Linked DNA regions of Homo sapiens: region 1 is linked to region 2. Evidence: read pairs that join two places in POLR2A ChIA-PET (ENCODE). Cell type or tissue: IMR-90. All regions are shown on one strand. Links, peaks and the distances in the headings refer to the core of each region. The heading gives the core; the rest is flanking DNA.

What was found. Peaks named below come from ENCODE experiments on the same cell type or tissue, not always from the same donor. Only the 100,000 strongest peaks of a DNase experiment are listed, where the experiment ranks them.
Region 1: POLR2A ChIA-PET joins it to region 2 with 5 read pairs; 1 of 35 experiments calls an interaction of 5 or more read pairs at or near these places.

The regions. Positions count from the first base shown.
Region 1 is chr6:155,642,275-155,647,789 of GRCh38, reverse strand. No RefSeq gene overlaps it. Among named protein-coding and RNA genes, the nearest start is that of NOX3, 190 kb to the right of the region's middle. RefSeq lists a silencer at 4,554-4,760. In IMR-90, for the core only: no CTCF peak of the experiment used is centred there; a DNase peak (open chromatin) is centred at 2,269.
Region 2 is chr6:156,877,185-156,882,699 of GRCh38, reverse strand. All of the region lies in intron 2 of ARID1B (AT-rich interaction domain 1B), which reads right to left. Among named protein-coding and RNA genes, the nearest start is that of MIR4466, 100 kb to the right of the region's middle. RefSeq lists enhancers at 459-528, 539-588. In IMR-90, for the core only: no CTCF peak of the experiment used is centred there; a DNase peak (open chromatin) is centred at 2,909.

The DNA of each region.
Region 1 (5,515 bases), core at 329-5,328, 1.2 Mb after region 2:
ACCAGTGGGAAGGGAAAGATGCAACAGGAAATCTGACTACTGGGCAGGAAATGTGTTTCTCCCCATTATGCCCCACCCACCAATGTTTCTAGGGCCCCTTCAGTTCTATAGCCTTTCTCATTCTGTTTAATGTTTATTTCCTCCTTCAACAATTCTCCCTCATGGCTGAGATTTCATAGCTTTGAAATGAAACATTCTTTGTCTGAAGTTGTTTGCCTTGGATGATCCTTTCATCTTATCTCACTTTTCCTTTCCACACATTGAATTCTTTTTCTCCTCCTGAGTTTTATGTCCTGCTTTTAAATTAAGTTACTGAGGGAGTTGTGTAAATTCTTTTAGGCTTTAAGAATCCATATCCTTGTTTTGAAATTCTAGAGACTCATCTAACTGTCAATGTTTCACAATCTCATTTCAATATTGAAAAAAAAATCAATTGTTAAAGAGTTACAATGCCCATAGCCTGTTTATAAGATCAGAAGATTTAGTCACATAAATTGATGGTTATAAAAACTGAGTAATTTACTTGTATAAGCCTTTTATTTAATAAATCCGTGACTAAAAGTAGAAACTATGTAATACAATATTAATGCTTGCAACTTTTAAAGATAATAATAAATAAAACACTAAAACGTCATTTTAATTCTTAAACATGTTAATGAAGGGAATATACATGCCCCAGTTTTTATGAAATAGATAACATGCTGTGAAGATGGGAATCCATCTTACAGAAAGTGAATTAAATTCTAGATGATAAGTTCTCTTTTTGGAAAGTTTTGTGTTGGTTTAAGTGTTGTTTTAATTATAGACTACCACATAGTTAATGGAAGAGGTGGCGTCTGAATGATGACTTTGAGTTAGATATGTTTTGTCCTGATCTCAAGTTTAAGGGCCATCTTTATGGGTGATGCGTCACTATTTAGAAGGCATTTTCAGCTTCTTTATCTTGAAGAACAGAACTGAAGGGAAATGTCTTCAGTTTCTGAATCACCTTTTAATAGGAAGTATAGCTAACTTCTGATTGGAATCAATATCTCAACCAGAAAGTTTGAGAAGAGTTTAATTAGCCTCCATGGTTCCACTTCATGATTTCATAGAGCAGTTTTTTGAAAGTCACGTCAGTGACTATCAGTTTACTGCCTCCGTCAGCATTTTGTGAATTCCGGATTACCATTCAGCAGCGCCACGTCCTATGTGTGCAGCACTCAGGACTACTGAGCAGACAGTGCTGCCAGAATAGCAGTGCAGACTCTGGTGGACAGACACATTCACACAGGATATAGATAATATAAAATTGAAAGCCTCTAATTATGGTGTGATCTTGAGGATTGCATTGTTTCAGCTAAAACTTACTTTCTTTTGCAAATAGTGGGTCAACACGCAGGCTCTAACTTTGACAGCTGAGATAGAATATGTGGGGACAGAGCTTTCTTCATTTGTTCTCATGAACTAAAAACCAGTAGAATTTTCCCCTGTATTTTCCTGTTATTCTTGTTCAGCTAATATGCATGCCAAGCCACTGTTGGAACACAAAGGAACATTGTTCCACTAGATTGAAAATTGAACTAAAAATTTATTTGAAATGATAATTTGTTTTCCTCATATCCAAGATGTGGGAAGCTTTACGACTAGATTTGCATTTTTTAGGGTTTTTTTGTTTTGTTTTGCTTTCAGGCAGTATGTCTGAATCCAGCACAAAATCTAAGGCAAGTCTGAACATTGACGTTTCTAGACCAAGAATAGGTGTGTTCCTATTACTTGAAATACATTACTTGAAAACTCATCAATCAATGCTAAGGGGAAAAAAGGGATGATTTAGAAATTAAGTTTCCTAACATGATTATATAAATTTGCCTAATAGTAAAATCCTACAAATCAGGATACATTATATCAACATAAGAGAAAGTTAAGTTCTAATTATTATTGTTAATTTGTTGGCAAATAAAAAGAAACCAGTCACTATATCTGAAAATTCTGCCAATGTAACTAATATGCTAGACCTTTTGACAATATATCAAAAACAAACAAAAAGGAAGCAGTTAAAGCATCTGAGGGTTCATCAGGCATGTTTAAAAAAATCTGAATAAATGGCTGTTCTTTGAATTGTATGAAATGTTTGACACCCTGTATTTGAAACCTTTGTTTCAAGCTTACTGTATTTGCTGTGTGCTCCTCTTCTAGTTGTATGGGTTATTTACTGGATGGATGACTCACAGAAGAAAATATACATGTTGTTTTACCTTCTAGTGTTTGGCTTGATTACTAATCTTCCCGTGCTGAGGCAGTGTTACAAATGTGAGAAATTTAAGTGCATCAGTTCCACATGTAGGCTTGCTGAGCAGAGTGATACAGAACAAAGATCACCAGATGGGTCACAGGGCCGCATTCTAAGGAACTGTATTAGGCTGAATCACAATGTTATTTTGCTCTTAGGCTGTTAATAGTCAGCTACTGTTTCAGTAATTTTAAAAAAGCATGAAAAAGAAAGAAAGCAGTTAATTAAAATATCAATATCATACTCTTATGAATTTGTTATATATAACATAGAAGAACACATTAGACATATCAGACTCAACATCCAGGTATTTTGACAATACTGTTTGGAATGCTCGCTGAAGAATGGGGTGTTGATGGGTACAAATACACAGTTTGATAGAAGAAATAAGACCTAGTGTTTGAAAGAGAGTAGGGGGACCATAGTTTACAATAATCTATTGTGTATTTCAAAACAGCTAGAAGAGAGGAGACAGATACTTAAGATGATGATATCCCAATTACACTGATTTGATTTTTACAAATTATGTGATTGTATTAAATTATCACATGACCCTGAAATTATGTGCATCTATTATGTATCAATAAAACTGATTAAAAACAAAGTTTAATTTAAAAAATAAAAATAAGTCCTTCACAAAAATAAAAGAATGGAGTATTGTCTTAATGATTTATTTTTTTACTTGATTTATCCAGTATTTTCATTGGCCTGTCAAGACTCCCAAATTAAAACTGTCCAGAGAGAACAGTATGACTATTGCCTCTACAGTTTAAAATCTTGAGTTGTCACATATCAAGAGTATGGGCAGTCCCTGCTGTTCTATATGGCTCGTTTTCCCCTTCTGCTCACTCAAAGTGTCTAATTAGCAGCCACACTTATTTCTCATTGCCTTTAGCTCCTCAATCAAGGATTTCTGGTGAAGGAACCCTGCTGTGGGTGCTAGAATTTTTTTAAAAAAGAAACAAAACATGAAACTCATCTTCATGTAATCAGCCTATAAACACCACCCCTTCATCACCAAGGGAAAAGAGAATGATTTTCCATTTCCTATTCCAAAAACACTACTAAGACTATTTTTAGTTTACTTTATCTTTTTATGTCTGATCTTGGTAATTCTTTTGTCAAGATGGACATAAGGAGAGAATAGAAGAAAGAAAAAAAATTGAAAATTCTTAGAATCAAGTGAATTGCTTATGAAACCTGGAAACACAGGCAAATGTCCATCTTGTTGTGAAGAACACCTTCAGTCTATAAATACATAAAATATGACCCAAATAACGCAAAGACTTAAAACTTTGAATGAGGCAAGCAAAACTATATCTGTTAGGTATTTAATGGGTTATTTAAGCTAGAAAATTTTAAAAATATGTCAAAGGAATTCATTCATTCAACAATAGTTAGTAGTGTCCAGTGTCCCAGGCATTTTCTTAGGTACTGGGGATAAGAGTGAGCAGAACGTGATCGCTGCATCTAGGAGTTTAGAGCACAGAGATAAGAAACAGGTAATTTAAAATGCAGTGTGTAAACCACAAGGCATTTTAGGAGATCTAGGAGAGACACAAATGTTAAGAGCATAGAAATGTCCTAGTAGAATTGACATCCAACCTGTGTCCAAAATGATGAATAAAGCTTAGTAAGGCAAAATAAAATACATATATATACTTCTAGAATGGCAGAATGGCGAGTAAAAACCTCTGAAAATTCATTCTTCCATTAAAGCAAAACAACACTTGCAAAAATGGTCGACTTTTTCAGAATGCTGAAAATTAACCAGCACCTTGCAACAATGTTAAGAGCATTATTCCAGAAAAACAACTGAATCTCAGTAAGAACAGCAAGTGCTGTGGTGTTTTAATTTGGTTTATTTCCAAATTATGAAAACCAGCAGCCCAACAGCCCCTGGATAGGGCAGAATGGGGTTGAAGCTCTCCAAAAGCCTCATCCCCAGAGAACTGTCTCTATTTGACCTGTCTGCTACCTCCCTGAAAAGCCTTATTCTTAGCGTTTATCTTTTTTTTTGACCTGACTCAGAGCTCACTCTGTGCAAGCATTTGTAGAAAACAATTAGCAGTGGCCAGGCGCGGTGGCTCACACCTGTAATCCCAGCACTTTGGAAGGCCGAGGCAGGCAGATCACGAGGTCAGGAACTCGAGACCATCCTGGCTAACATGGTGAAACCCCGTCTCTACTAAAAAATACAAAAAATTAGCTGGGCGTGGTAACGGGCGCCTGTAGTCCCAGCTACTCAGGAGGCTGAGGCAGGAGAATGGTGTGAACCCAGGAGGCGGAGCTTGCAGTGAGCAGAGATCGCGCCACTGCACTCCAGCCTGGGCAACAGAGACTCCGTCTCACCAAAAAAAAAAAAAAAAAAAAAAAAAAAACCATTAGCAGTAACTGTTTAATAGTACAGGTGCCTGAGGCAGTAATTCCAGTTGGAACTAACAAGAAGGTGACCAAAACATATAAAGTAAAAAAGTGGGAAATGAAACGTCCACAGAGTGCTTTTAAAGGCCCCATATCTGGAAATTTAGAGGGCTGGCCAGGCGCATGTGGAAGACTGTTTACGTACTCAGGAAAGATCTGAGAAGGTCCTTATCTCTCATCTCTGACTGACCATGAGGGCTGTGCAAGCAGGAAGTGAAAGCTAAGGCGGACCTGTGAGTTGCCTGTGAAAGCATTGAAGGCATGCCCCAACACACACACACACACACACACACACACACACACACACACACACGGAGAAAGAGAGAGAGAGAGAGAGAGGAGAACTCCTCTGCAAAGCCTGGGAGACTTATTGATTGCATTCATTAGCTGACCAGTAAGCTAACTGAACACACCAAGCATCAGTGGATGCAAGTGATAAAGAATACAGATTCAGTCCAGGAAATTCATGAAACAAAAAACAGTCACTAAACAAACACACAAACAAAAAACTCACAGAATGTGGTGCGGAGGTGGGGAAATTGGATTTCCACACTTGCTTTATTACTTAAAATGTTCAGTTTTCAACAAAAATTTATGAGATATGCAAAAACAATGGGAAAGGATGATACATATAAACAAAAAAAAAGAGAAGTTAATAAAAAAGGTACCTGAGGAAGTTCAGATTTTGGACTTACTAAACAAAGTCTAAAACAGCTATAAAAATATGGCTAAATTTTTTTTAATTCATGTGCTAAGAACAATGGAAAGAAGGTGTGAGAATTCTATCTTACCAAATATAGAATATCATTAAAGAAATAC
Region 2 (5,515 bases), core at 180-5,179:
TAACAATCCTACGAAAAAGTATAGAATCAGTATCCTTTCACAGAAAAATGTCTAAGAGTATGTGGCCAGTGTGTGATGGGAACCGTGCTATATTTCTGGTCTCCTGATTGAAAGAGACCACAGCAATGAAAGAAAAAGGCAAGGCAAGGCACCCTTATAGTTGGTATCTGTAGCTACGCTTTGTTTTCCCAAATGGATTTCAAACACCTCTATATTTTCCATTATTCACATGTGTTGACTGATACTTTATTGTGCAATGATTAGGTGTCCACAGAATCATCCCAGGCCCTGTAGATGGTACAAATATGAATAAGACAGAATCTCTGAACAGAAACAGCCCCTAGCAGAAGAGAGGGAGCCCATGGGCAAACAGGGAGATTCTGAGTGGCATCAAAGAAGCACAGCAGAGAGGCAGGCTGGCCAACTCTGCCCGAGGAGCTGGGCGGAAATGGGTCCCAGAACATGGGAATTGCTGCTCCACCGGGACCAAGGCTGAGAGGGAGGACTCCCTTTCAACTAGCAGAGAAGAGAAACGAGAGTAAGATCTGTTGAACAGCTGCAACCCAGCTGGGGAAGAAAGGCACACACAAGTGAAAGAGGAATCATTCAGGACAGGATGAGCAGTGATGGGGCAGAATTTTATTAATTCCCAGGGCCATGCTAGGCATACAGCAGATGCTTAAAAAAATACTGGCTGTATGATTGCTTGACTCTGAAATAAATTAGTACATTTTATTTTAAAGCAGAAGTATGTATGTTACTACCCAAGTAAATGAGTTCTAGTTCTCAAATATCAACTGTGCATACTTAAGCATTAGGGCTTCCCCCAATGCTACACTAGCCTTCAGGATGCCTCCTCACATTAGTCAAGAACACATCTTCGCCTTATTAACCCAAATAAGCCATGGGGAGGAAGTTAAACTTGCCGCCACCCCAAATCGAATACTGTAGCCCCAAACCGTGAGGCAATTTTTAAGGAATATCTACCATTTGGAATTATTGCTATAACTACTTCCCCACAATGGGGACAGGAACACTGGAGATCCACCAGTATGTATCACTAAAGACTAAAATTCCAACCACAGGTGTTGAAAGTAGCCCAGTATTGAGGTATGGGAACCCGTGCAGTCCTCAGGCTCTGAGAAGGAATGATGCAAAACCGAAGACAATATGCCATTTGTGCAGACATTTAGAGAGAACCTAAAGGTATTACATGTGACACTATATATATACATAGATGTGTGCATACATTGTATACATACATATATTTTTAAAACAGTATAAGCAGGAGTCTATTTTCCAAAGCTTTGAAAACAAAAACTAGTAGAAATTATGCAATTTCTTCAAATACAACATGCCAGAATTTCAAATCTGGTACATCTAAAATTTCAAATACCATATACTAAACCCTATTTGGGTCCAGAAAAGCAACTTCTGGCTCTCCTAGTACCAAATTGTGACTGCCTGAGTGAGCCGTAATTAACAGAAATCAGCTTTCTCAGGTTCCAAGAGTGGCTCCCAGAGAGGCTGTTCCCAGCCATGCAGGCCCCACCCAGGGAGAAGGAGAAGACCTAACTTGAGCCAACTCACCTGGCAGGGCTCTCTCGAAACTCCTGCAGGCCCCAGGCAACACGCTGTCACTGTCAGTGCATTTTAAATACCCTTCTAACCTCTACTATCAAGCTAACAAGACCAGTACAGAATTCTAAACCCTTCTCTTTAGCCTTTTTCTCTACTTTACAGCCACAAAAGTGCTTATAAATTATGCTAGTCTGAGAACATGGATTACACAAGAAACACGAAAAAATGACTATGCAGTTTTCAATTTAAAATTTCTGTTCGCTATACAAAACTAACAAGGATTTTTAAAAATACTAAAAGCTTAATAACTAACATCCACCAAAAGCCATCAATGTGTGTTTTTCTTTTCTTTTCTTTTTTTTTTTTTTTTTTTTTTTTTGAGACAGAGTCTCGCTCCGTGGCCCAGGCTGGAGTGCAGTTGCACGATCTTGGCTCACTGAAACCTCCGCCTCCCGGGGTTCAACTGAAACTCTTGCCTCAGCCTCCCAAGTAGCTGGGATTACAGGCATGCGCCACCACGCCCAGCTAATCTTTGTATTTTTAGTAGAGACGGGGTTTCGCCATGTTGTCCAGGCTGTTCTCGAACTCCTTGACCTCAGCTAATCTGCCAGCCTCGGCCTCCCAAAGTGCTGGGATTACAGGCGTGAGCCACTGTGCCTGGCTGATGTGCATTTGTCTTATGCAAAACTTACACAATAAATCTAAATAACTGTTTCCTACTCTATAAAGAGCCTTAAGTTTGACACTTTAAACACTACATCATCTTATCTACTATCTTAGAAATGCCTTGTAGTAAGCTTTTGCCTCTAACACAATCATGAAACATTCTCGCTATTTTTCTTTCTCTCTCCTTTCACTACCAGCATTCCATTTTCTAGCTCCTCCCTTCTCTCTCTTATCACATCCTTCTTTTCCTTTGACCCGCTCTACTAAACGACTGGTCATTTGCTCACACTAAGATGTCTCCCTCTCCCAGAAATCTCTTTTTCCTCCCAGGCTTTTCATTGACATTGGCCTGCAGTCTCTTGCCACCTGGCCTCCACCTCACAACTCAAATATACCATCAGGGGGCATCTGGGCTCCCAGAAGCCCACAGCCCCTACTGGAACAGCCTTTGGAAATCTTCTAATGCTGGAAGGGTCCTTCTCCTCTGATCACTGTTTGCCATCTGCTGCTGCAGAAAGGGTTTGAGATTTTGTTGCAGTTTTTGCTTTGCTTTTCTCCCAATATCATGAATGAGTTGACTCTTAGCTTTCCTGCTGTATGTGAAAGATCACTAGTCTAAAACACAGGAAGGCTAAGCTTACACACACACATATGCGCACGCTGCACATATATACACATGTGTCATATGTTTATATCTTAACTCCCAGCAAGAGTTGACTTTACAAAAACAATGATATAAACCCTCTGCTTCCTGTAACAGAAAAGCTACCCGATACTTCTAAAATAAAATTCTTAAGGGTTTGCAGAAGTGTTTAGCATTATATGAAAAAGAATACCTCTTACAGTACTTGTTTTGAGGCACTTCATTCCCAAAACACATTTTCCATTGTTGTAATCTTTTAAAGTGCTCATCTATCTGGCTTCTACAGCAATTTGCGAGTGTGAAACAAATATGCAATTCACAGAGGGAAAAAAGGGCAAAGGCTTAATTTACGATACTCTCATTTGCCAGAGTGTAGAGCTGTGGGGCACAGCCACAAAAGTGATTGTAAATTCCACTGGTCTAATGAACAGATACAGTTTTCCTAATTTTTATTGCTGTACTCCACAGCTGAGTGATTGTCAGGCCAACGCCAAAGCACAGGTTCCATTTGAATGACATATGGCTTCAGTCAACCAGAGAGATGTTCAACATTAAACAACACAAGTAGACAGAACAAGAATACAAAATGCCAAATTAGCCCTCGCAGAACCAGATACCCTAGTACACATCTCAGTCCTTTGGAAGAGGCTCCGAGTGCGTGGGTATGATGCGAACACTCCTCCCTGGCCCCTTGCAGCAATGCACAGGGCACAGCCGGGATAGGCTGGTGCGGAGGAGAGCCTCCATGGGCACTGGAGTCAGAAGCTGTAGTTCCGCCCTCAACAGCTAACTGTCCTACCTACATCAGACTGCTTTACCTCTTTGTCCAGCAGTTTCCTTACCTCCTCCTTACAAAATGGCACTACAATACTTCCTCCACCTCACTCAATGAAATGCTGATGCAAAAACACTTCCTAAATGGTCAATCACGATGCAAACAAACCCATGATGATGACAATTCTCTTACCAACAAACACTTCCTAAAGCAAGCCCAGTGCAATTGCAAGCATTAAAGCAGCAATGTAGCGACCACCTGTCCAACCATTTGGCTGCCCAAGCTATGAACCCTCTTCTGGGATTTGGGTAACTCCTCACCTTATTATGAGCCTGATAGGAGGCAGACTCCACTTCCCAAAAGAGAGGCTGGAAAGGCCAAACACTTACTTGCTTTCCCAAACTAGAAACTAGAGTAACTGGAGTTACAGGCAGCTAGATTATTGACCCAGCCAATCAGATGCACATGCCCTGGTCTTTGACTCATTAGCCAGTAATACAAAGAAACAAGGAGAGGAGGAACTTCTCCTTGCAGTACACACAGCAATACCCAATTTCAGGTGTGTGCACATGTGTCTGCCACCAGGATGCCAGTGGGGCGATATGGAGGTACAAGTTGTGTCTGGCATGCTCAGGTCTTCTCTGTACTTGTGACCTGTTTTTGCAGCATCCTCATGGTGTGGTCTCCCTTGTTCCTGCCCTTCTGGCAATTCTGTGAGCTTCCCAACAGCCTGTCAATTCCTTTTCTGCTTGAATTGGCTAGACTCGGTCTTCATCGCTTACACCTAAGAATCCTCGCTGACACAAGGTAAAATGGTACCTTGAAATGGTAGCCAGATAAGTGGAGAAACTAAAGGAGAGCCTCAAAATGTGTGGCACCACAAAGCAAAAACAGAAGGCAGAACGTGACGCCCAGCTGGCAGAGGCATGAGGAAGGGCAACCGCCTGATCAAGTATGTAGAGTGAGAGAAGCCCTTCAAAAGATCTTACGTAACTAATCAAAAGTCAAGGATAAACATGGGCCAGACGCGGTGGTTCACGCCTGTAATCCCAACACTTTGGGAGGCTGAGGCAGGTGGATTACTTGTGGTCAGGAGTTCGAGACCAGCCTGGCCAACATGGCAAAACCGTGTCTCTACTAAAAATACAAAAAAAAAAATTAGCTAGGTATGGAGGCACACGCCTGTAGTCCCAGATACTCAGGAGGCTGGGGCACGAGAAGTGCTTGAACCCGAGCAGCAGAGGTTGCAGTGAGCCAAGATGGCACCACTGCACTTCAGCCTGGGTGACAGAGCGAGACTCTGTCTCACTTAAAAAAAAAAAAAAAGGATAAATATGGTTATGCAAGAAGGCCTACAGGTGGCATGGACCCAACTTTCAGAGGCCGGCAGCTCCAATGTGTTCCTTCTTTTAGCATTCATTGAGACCTTATGTGCCAGACTCTGAAAATACTCATGAGGGTCACAAGTTCAGCAGGGGACACATTCAATAGCTACAGGTAATTTTAATATAGGGAGACACGTTATTGAAGTAGACGTTGAATAAATGTAGGTGGAGCCAGCAGGCAAGGAAGAAGCACGGAGAAAGAGACACCTGAAGGAAACAGGAGAGGGGAAGGAGTGCGGGTCCACAGGCAACAGTACAGCACAGTGCAGAGTGAAACACAGCACCATGCAATCTCGAACTGCAAGCATCTCAGTAAAGTGGTGCTTAGATCCAGGCTGGAGAGCTGAGAGCAATAGGGGTGAACAGGAAGACAGGAGTCCAGAAGGGTCATGCCATCAGACTCACAAGTTTGGATTTTATTTCACAACAGATATTCACTAAAGAACTTTAAGCAGGAGAATAACA